2 separate regions of the Homo sapiens genome follow, and region 2 is linked to region 1. Evidence: chromatin contacts called from ENCODE Hi-C or POLR2A ChIA-PET data. All regions are on one chromosome and are shown on one strand. Each heading gives the region's core, a stretch centred on a gene start or an enhancer-like site at or near the end of the contact. The rest is flanking DNA. Distances are from core to core; before and after follow the strand shown.

The links. Hi-C counts contacts between places; a loop is a spot of excess contacts on that map. ChIA-PET counts read pairs that join two places held with the same protein, here RNA polymerase II (POLR2A). Pooled maps may share reads with other maps.
Region 2: a loop to region 1 is called in a map of OCI-LY7, with 3 times the contacts of the local background. The contact joins the promoter of ZBED5 here to the promoter of CAND1.11 in region 1. A Hi-C loop is called at or near these places in 4 of 168 maps with a recorded cell type or tissue (CD8-positive, alpha-beta T cell, OCI-LY7 and naive thymus-derived CD4-positive, alpha-beta T cell), 2 of 37 single-sample maps with no recorded cell type and 11 of 50 pooled maps. POLR2A ChIA-PET finds 5 or more read pairs at or near these places in 3 of 52 experiments (Caco-2, OCI-LY7 and Panc1).

What each region holds. Positions count from the first base shown.
Region 1 is chr11:10,306,459-10,310,818 of GRCh38, forward strand. It overlaps CAND1.11 (a long non-coding RNA gene), which reads left to right and starts at 1,855. Exons shown (of 4, transcript NR_103765.1): 1 at 1,855-2,215. It overlaps ADM (adrenomedullin), which reads left to right. Exons shown (of 4, transcript NM_001124.3): 4 at 1-939. The coding sequence ends at 183. RefSeq lists silencers at 224-518, 856-955 and an enhancer at 1,456-1,725.
Region 2 is chr11:10,856,111-10,860,470 of GRCh38, forward strand. ZBED5 (zinc finger BED-type containing 5) reads right to left here and starts at 1,943. Exons shown (of 3, transcript NM_001143667.2): 1 at 1,752-1,943; 2 at 34-147. It overlaps ZBED5-AS1 (ZBED5 antisense RNA 1), which reads left to right and starts at 2,107. Exons shown (of 3, transcript NR_034137.1): 1 at 2,107-2,256. RefSeq lists enhancers at 1,609-1,988, 2,142-2,779, 2,289-2,378, 2,780-3,415.

The DNA.
Region 1 (4,360 bases), core at 605-3,104:
CAGTTCACAGATAAGGACAAGGACAACGTCGCCCCCAGGAGCAAGATCAGCCCCCAGGGCTACGGCCGCCGGCGCCGGCGCTCCCTGCCCGAGGCCGGCCCGGGTCGGACTCTGGTGTCTTCTAAGCCACAAGCACACGGGGCTCCAGCCCCCCCGAGTGGAAGTGCTCCCCACTTTCTTTAGGATTTAGGCGCCCATGGTACAAGGAATAGTCGCGCAAGCATCCCGCTGGTGCCTCCCGGGACGAAGGACTTCCCGAGCGGTGTGGGGACCGGGCTCTGACAGCCCTGCGGAGACCCTGAGTCCGGGAGGCACCGTCCGGCGGCGAGCTCTGGCTTTGCAAGGGCCCCTCCTTCTGGGGGCTTCGCTTCCTTAGCCTTGCTCAGGTGCAAGTGCCCCAGGGGGCGGGGTGCAGAAGAATCCGAGTGTTTGCCAGGCTTAAGGAGAGGAGAAACTGAGAAATGAATGCTGAGACCCCCGGAGCAGGGGTCTGAGCCACAGCCGTGCTCGCCCACAAACTGATTTCTCACGGCGTGTCACCCCACCAGGGCGCAAGCCTCACTATTACTTGAACTTTCCAAAACCTAAAGAGGAAAAGTGCAATGCGTGTTGTACATACAGAGGTAACTATCAATATTTAAGTTTGTTGCTGTCAAGATTTTTTTTGTAACTTCAAATATAGAGATATTTTTGTACGTTATATATTGTATTAAGGGCATTTTAAAAGCAATTATATTGTCCTCCCCTATTTTAAGACGTGAATGTCTCAGCGAGGTGTAAAGTTGTTCGCCGCGTGGAATGTGAGTGTGTTTGTGTGCATGAAAGAGAAAGACTGATTACCTCCTGTGTGGAAGAAGGAAACACCGAGTCTCTGTATAATCTATTTACATAAAATGGGTGATATGCGAACAGCAAACCAATAAACTGTCTCAATGCTGATTCATTCTCTCGGCTCGGCTCTCACGTCTAGGAAGGGAGGGTGCCCTGGTCCCGGCCCGCCCAGGAGCCTTGGGGTCCCGCCGCCGGGCTTGGGAAGGTGGGACAGCGGCGCGTGCAGGTGCTGGCCCTACTCTGAGCGGGCTGAGCTGTCACGAGCTCTGTTCTCTGTGTGGGGCGCGCAGAACACGTGTCCTGGGTGCGAATCAGGGCTTCGCGGAGACGCCCGAGGTCACCGCCTGGCGTGGCGGCCGGCGGGGGGTGGGTAGGGGGAGCCCTAGTGGGTTGGCGAGCCTGGACTCTCGGGTTGCGCAACGGAGTCCTAGATTTATAGGGTTGCTCACAGAACCCGGCGCGAAAGCGAGCTTCGAAGAGTTGGGGTGGTCTCTGAGGCCTTCTAAGAGAGGCGTTCCCCCTGCCTGCCGCGGTTGTTAAAGTTCCAAGCCGCCCTAGCAATGCGTGGGGACACCTCCGGAAAACCCAGTAACCCCTAGTAACCCCGGGTCTGCCCGGGCCTGAGCGCCCGCGGGCCGCTGGCTCATGGGCGAGGCTGTAGCGCCCCCTGCAGGCAGCTGAGACAGGCCCAGCGCCGCCAAGCAGTACGTGCGGTTTAATAAGTTCTCCTACGTGGGAGTCAGCACACAGCCTTAATGAAAGAGGAAAGAAAGAAAAAAAAAAAGAGAGAAAGAAACAGTTTGCAGATGCCAACCAGGGCCGTCCTCCTACACCCCCCAGACCTGCACCGCGGCTCCCTGTTCTGGGACAGTGACTCAGCGCCCACACGCTGCGCTGCGTGCAGCTGCCGGCTGGAGGCGGGCAGGACGGACGTGCCGGCGGAACCGTGAGCCTCCGACGGCCTGAGACCTTCATTGTTCCGCCTCCCCTAGCCGCTCACCTCTTCCTTCCTCCTTCCCAAGCCTTTTTTCATTTTTTTCTTCACTTTTCTCCAGCCTTCCTCTCTCTCTCTCCTTCCTTCCTCCTTGCTTTCTTTATATGCCTTATCTTCTGAGAAGGTTGACCCCAGTTCCGGCGATAGACGGACACTAAGCCCCCCTTGAGTGACTAGAAAGGCAGGGGACATAGGAACAGTTAGGACATAAGGGAAGAGTAAAGAGAGGGACCCCTGATTTTGATTTCAGGGTGCCCTGTTTGTCTCATCCAATATCCTGAAGACCCAAGATGGAGACCAGCTACTTGTCCCTTCCAAAAAGCTTCCCTGGCCTTAATGTCAGTGCTTGTAGGTGATCTCAGAAACCTCCCTGGTGAAGAAAACCTGAAGGTGAGTTTGGAGAATGGAAATGTTTCCAGGGTAGCCTACGGCCTTCTGGGGCTTTTGCACATTACAGGGTCCCCTCCGAGGGGCTAGGATGTTTAGTTTCTTGCAGAAGAGGACTGCATACCCACTGAGAGAGAGGGGCCCTACTCTGGGGTCCAGAGATACCTCATTCCAAAGCAGTTTCAATTTAGAAGAAAGTAAACTCGAGTACATAGAATTTCCTTAAGACCATACAAAACCTCAGTTTGGGCACCTGGCTGTTGACAATGCCAATCTCATATAGTTTATTGTCCTGTTTGATCTTAATAATTGTGTGAGGTGTGCCAGAATTGAGGAGGTTAGAAATGCAGCTACAGACCATTCTTGTCCTCAAGGGCCTTTCAGAAAAAGATTCACTTTGTGGGAACTCTGTGCCAGGCACTGAGAAGGTACCAGGCATGTATGAATGAAAGAGTGACTCAAGATTCCTGTCATGGAATTTCTGTGCCAGTGAGTGGGTTCTGGGTGGTCTGAAGGGGCTACAGAAACTGCAGAGAGCAGCAAACACTTAAGCCTCGCAGACAGTGGCGCAAGATTACTCCTTTCCTTGAGCCAAGGTTGTCCTGTAGCCACAAAGCACTCCAGCCAAACCTCACCTTGGCACAGCGTCAGCCAGCAAACAAAGCTGCCAAAGGCAGGTTGGGCACAAGCTTCGGGCGGTTGTGAGCAGGGAACAGGCGTCTAGCCTTGTGCTGAGGAAGTCTTATGACTTGAGGGAATCCAAGGCAAGTGAAGGAGATGGTTCAGCCCTAAGACAAAAGAGGCAGCTGCTCAGCTGGAGTCCTTCCCGCTGAGAATCCTGTGACTGGAGACATGTGCGAGGAGACAGAGACCCTCCTAAGACCAGTTTGGTATGAGTTCAGGATTAACCAAAGGTCACCATCAAACCCCGGGCTCTTCTCTTTGAGGTGCTGAAGCTTATCAGGATAGGGACTATTGATGCCAAGAACACATTGTTTATCAACAGTGATGAGTCATTTGTGAGCTGATTCGACCTGTCCACAGCTGAGGAGTAGTCACAGCTTTTATCTTTAGCTACTGTTGCTTGCTGTGGGAATGATACCATACATTTGTAATCAAACACGGGGTATCAGGCAATTTCTTGAAAAGCCAACACCTTGGCTGAACAGCCAAGGGTGAAGGGGAGTGATGGGGAGGAATGGAAACAGATTCCTTTTTTAGCACTTGCTTGGTGTCAGATATTCTCTTTGCCACTTTATACACCTTATCTCATTTAATTCTTACAACAGCCTTGTGAAGTAGGTGTTATCTGTTTATTGATAAGGAAACAACCTCAGAGACATAAAGTAACTCAGCCAAGGTTACACAGTGAATAATAAGCGGTGGAGCCTGGATTTGTACCCAAATGCTACAGGCTATTTTGATCCTCTAAAGGCATATGGAGTAAAGTGGGATAATTTTAACGTTTAGATTCTCCAGCCAAATGTCCCCAAATGTCCTCTAAAACAGGGATAGCTTGTATAGGTGATTCACACCTGTGGTTCTGAAAGATTTACATGAGGGCTGGTAGAATAGGGAAGGAGAGCTGCTTCAAGCAGTAAGCTCAATGAGTGCAAAATAAATAAATGAACTGAGTTTTAAATTCTTGGTCTTGGTTTGAAGAAGGGATTATAAATCAACCTTTTTCCTCTCCTGAGCTAAGCCACTGACCTCTTTGGTTTGAATTGCCAAATATAGTTAAAATATACACTGAAGCTTCAAGAGCTGGTTTCGGGGGGGAAGGCCTTCTGAGCTATTCCTGGCCAAATACAGCCCCACACTGTAGGTCTTAAGTCGCCTGGAAGAACACCTGTGTCTACAAAACTGCAAATAGAGTTTCCACCCTTGAGGTGGGATCTTTTGTCTTGGCAACTGCTGCTCAAGGCACCTTTTTAGAGGATGTTCTGAACTGACTCAGAGAGAGAGAGAGAGAGAGAGACAGAGAGAGAGAGAGAGAGAGAGAGAGAGAGAGCGCTATGACATAAGGCCCCTCCTTTCCCCAGCTGAGAAGGAGAAGGCCTTGTTATCCTGAGTCTCACAGAGGTTTCTGCCAAAGCCAGGCTGGAGGCTTGGTCTTCATGTGCATGGGAAGAAGGGTGAGGCTAGATA
Region 2 (4,360 bases), core at 693-3,192, 550 kb after region 1:
GGTTCTCCTATTAAGGGGTAGAGGATAAGATACCTGAAATAAGGTGTTCTCCTTTCTGTAATCCCTCTCTCCACCTTGGCAGCTTGAAATGCACTCTTCAAAAGAATAAAATTAAGGGATGGGGTGGGAAGGGGAGTAACCAAAAGCCTAGAATGAGAAAAATTAAAATTAGATACAGTAACAAGCAGAACTAACTATAAACCCGTAAGATGGGTTTATTCTTTCTGGATCTAAGCAGTGAAAATGATTCTTTACTGCAATGCAGATCTTGGACTGAAAGAGAAGACGCCTAGCATAGTAAAAATTCTAACATTTTCATCCTGTTCAATATCTTGGCAATTTAGATGCTTTGAGATGTTCCCCCACCTACTGACTTCATAGAAACATGTTAAAACAACACCACCACCACACTTTCTAGAACTTGAAACTAAGCCTAATTTTTAAAAGTACAACCTCATCAATGTCTCTAAAACTAGGTCTTGAATCTAAAATGGAATTATACATAGAACTATTACATGAAGCAGTTCTTTCACTACAATCATTTTTAGCCCCCCAGTGACCAATCTCCTCAGGTAAACAATGTCTAATGACTGATGATTGTTTACTGTATGCCAATTACTGCTAAATCCCTCATATAGATTATCTCATCTATGAAGACACAAGGATTATTAATAACCCCACTTTAGAGATAAACAGACACAGGTTAACACATCTCGCTAACACCTCTTGTAAGTGAAAAACCAAGTTCAGAGCCCAAAAAGTTTGACTGCATAGCCCATGTGTCTAGCCATTACTTGGGTGTTCCTGAATACTTTTAATTCCCCAACTACTAAAAAATCTCGTTACTAGGAGTTGGGTTATGCAGCGAAACGGATGAACAATGGATTATAACTGCCAGAAAGTCGAGGGTCTCATACTAGCAACAGCATAAAGCCCTGCTTCTTATTGGGAGCAAAAAAGCAGATTCTCCTTCCACAGTCTCCTTTTGGATTTTGCAACGGAGAACTCTGTGGAGCTGCTGGTTCACGTAAAAGATCAGGATCCCTCTCGTTGCCAGAGGACACAGAAGAGTAGGAAGCTTTTGTTTTCAGAAAGAAGGTCCTCAACCCCACCTCTTCGAAGGTGTTTCCCCGAATTTCTCGAGGACAAAGAATCTGGACTCCTTTGAGAGTAAAGTTTCCTTTCCACTCCCTGAAGAGCGGGGAAAACTTCCGTCTTTAGTCTCCTTCCGGTTAAACTGACAAGTATCACAATCCTTTCTCCCCTATCTTCGGGCGGTTCCGGCTGGGAACAATACCCTCAGGGTCAGGAGGACAGGATCTGAGTGCAGGCCAGCCAAAAAGGTGGGAACAGATGCTCCTTCCAACACCTAAATGCTTTTTTAAACGGTCACCTGGATGTGCAGCCAGGGCCAACTATCCCTCAGCTCCTCCCTGTCACAGGTGCGCGCTGCCCACAGATTGCCACGACTGGGGGGCTCCCTACCAGTCGCAGCCCACCCTCGCCTCAGGTCTTCTCTCGCGTCCCCGGGCGGCCGCCTGCGCTAACGACCACATGAAAACGTCTCAGCACCCAACACCATCTCTCTATTTCATCTCCATCAGCGATGGAGAGAACGGATTTTGCCGCGGCTGGGCTGCACAGCAGCGCCGCGGTCCACAGCAGAGCCCGCGACCGCCATCTTAGGCAGTTCCAGGAAGCGGCCATTTCAGAGCGCACCGCTTAGCCGCGGCGGCGGCTCTGCTTCTCACCTTCACCGAGGCCTGAACAGGGTCAACAGCCAGTCGTCGTGGACTGGAGGGGGAGGGGAGAGAGGGAGGGGAATGAAAAACAAAACAGAGAGGAAAGAAGGATTCGGGGACAGGGTGATGCTCTCAGCTCAGGGATATCGCCTAGGCCATCTCCATAGAGATCCGATTCGCGGCTGGCGCGGTCGCCGGTCTGAAGATAAATTTAGCACTCTAGAGCACCCGAACCCTACAATCTTCACGAGCGACTCTGCCGCCGCCCAATCAGCGCCAGATTTGCGTCCCGCCACCAATCCGCGCTGAGCAGCGGGGCGGGACCAAAGGAAAGGACCAAGCTCGGTTGAGGCGCGGCCCAGCCGCAGCCGCAGTCACAGCCTCAGCCGCAGCGGCCGTGCTACCTAGGTGATAGCGGAGCGGCTGGGTAGGAAGCAATTGTTCTCAAACTTCACTAGCCCCGTCGGCGCGGACGCTTGTCGAGAATGCAGATTCCTGGGTACTGCCAGATACGGTTGGTGATCTTGTAGGGCTGGAGTGGAAGCCATGAATCTGCATTTTCATCATTTCTGGCCCTCTGCCCGGGCTGGGGTGATTCACGGGGATTCGTAGTGGCCCCAAAGGAGCACGCAGAACCTCGGCTGCTGTGCATTTATCACCTCTTTTGTTCCCGGAGGCCGCACCCCAGGTCCAGTTTACACAGCTGCCAACTCCTTTTCTTGGTTCCCACTGGAATCTAGGAAGAAAACTCGCCCTTTACTTCTCCGCCCCACACCCGACGACGGAGTGTCTAGAGGTCTGGTCGGCCTTGGCTGTGCGGAGGGCTAGGCCTGACGAGCGGGCGCTGATGCGGCGCAGACCCCGCCGGACCTCTTGGTCGGCCCGGGGTAGGCTGGGGAGCCGCGGGAACAGGACTGGATAGGGAAAGCGGCACCGCAGCGTCCACGGGCAAGCTGAAAGTCCGCTTGATGTCTTTGCATCACAGTGGCGCCCTCCCCGCAGGAACGCCCGGCCGCCTGCACCGAACGTTTGCCTGCAGGGAACGGCCAACCCGCCCTGAAATACTCTTTTTGTGGGCTGCAGCTTTCGGGTATTTTAAGCCATGGTTCTGTGCCCTTCCTTGTTTTCAAAAACACCACAGCCAAAGGCTGCGGGTTGTGTGCTTTCATTTTGTGTTAAGTTCTGTGGTGGAGACCTGGAGTCTGTTTTTCCAAATAGGCACCTTGAAATAGATACGCTTCTTAAGCGGGGAAAGTACGAGTAGGTCCTATTATTTGCAATGTTTTAGCCTTTCCAGACTCCGTACAAATGACTAAATGAAGATTGGATCGTATTTTCAGGCACTGCACCAATGATAGAAAATTCTCAACTTGGGGTCAAAAGCAAGGGCAGCTTTCGTTTTTCTTAAATATGCTTCTGATCAAATATCTAAAGTGTTGAAAGAAACCTAACCCTTAATAGCACAATTTACAGGAGTGCATAATTTCCTAGGACTGACATTTAGTTCCAAATGTTTTAAAGTCAATTACAACATCATCTCACCCTATAGTAAGCTGTCCATATATTCTCATTATTATTTTTAAATTATTTCTATTAAATCAGCTTCATTTGAACTTTAACCATAAATGCATAAATCGTTTTTGGGAAGGGGGTACAGTCGCGCTTGAAGAGCAAGGGATTTTGTCATTGCGGGAGTTGTCTGGCTTCAGAATAATATTGGAATAATATATTTTCGTGTTTCATATTTTAGAAAAACCTTTTACATATGTGCTCCCAAACCAATCTTTTTTTATTTTTTATTTTTTTTATTATTATACTTTAAGTTCTAGGGTGCACAACTTGCAGGTTTGTTACATATGTATACATGTGCCATGTTGGTGTGCTGCACTCGTTAACTCGTCATTTACATTAGGTATATCTCCTAGGGCTATCCCTCCCCCCTCCCCCCACCCCACGACAGGCCCTGGTGTGTGATGTTCCCCACCCTGTGTCCAGGTGTTCTCATTGTTCTATTCCCACCTATGAGTGAGAACATGTGTTTGATTTTCCTGTCCTTGCCATGGGCTCCCAAACCAATCTTTACACATCTTGTTTACATCTTCATGAAGAGGGAAAACCCAAAATATTAAACTGTTAGGCAGAATAGTGTTTAAATAAGTACATCTAAAGTTTAGGAATTAGGTCCTGATATGATTTGACTCTGTGTCCCTACCCAAATCTTATATCGAATTTTAATCCCCACGTATGGAAGGATTAAAGTGATTGGATTATGAGGACGTTTTCTCCCATGCTGTTCTGATAGTTAAGTGAATTCTCACACGATCTGATGGTTTTATAAATGGTAGTTTTTCCTGTGGTCTCACATGCTCTCTCTCACCTGCCGTCATGTAAGACCTGCCCTGTAAGACGTGCCTGCTTCCCCTTCCTCCATGATTGGAAAATTTTGTGAGGCCGCCCAGGCATGTGCAGCTGAGTCAATTAAACCTCTTTCCTTTATAAATTACCCAGTCTCGGTATTTCTTTATAGCAGTGTGAGAATGGATTAATATAGGGCCCCAAATCTGAAGTGTCTCATAATTAAAGTTCATGAAACTTAACTTTTTTTGTAATCGTTTTGT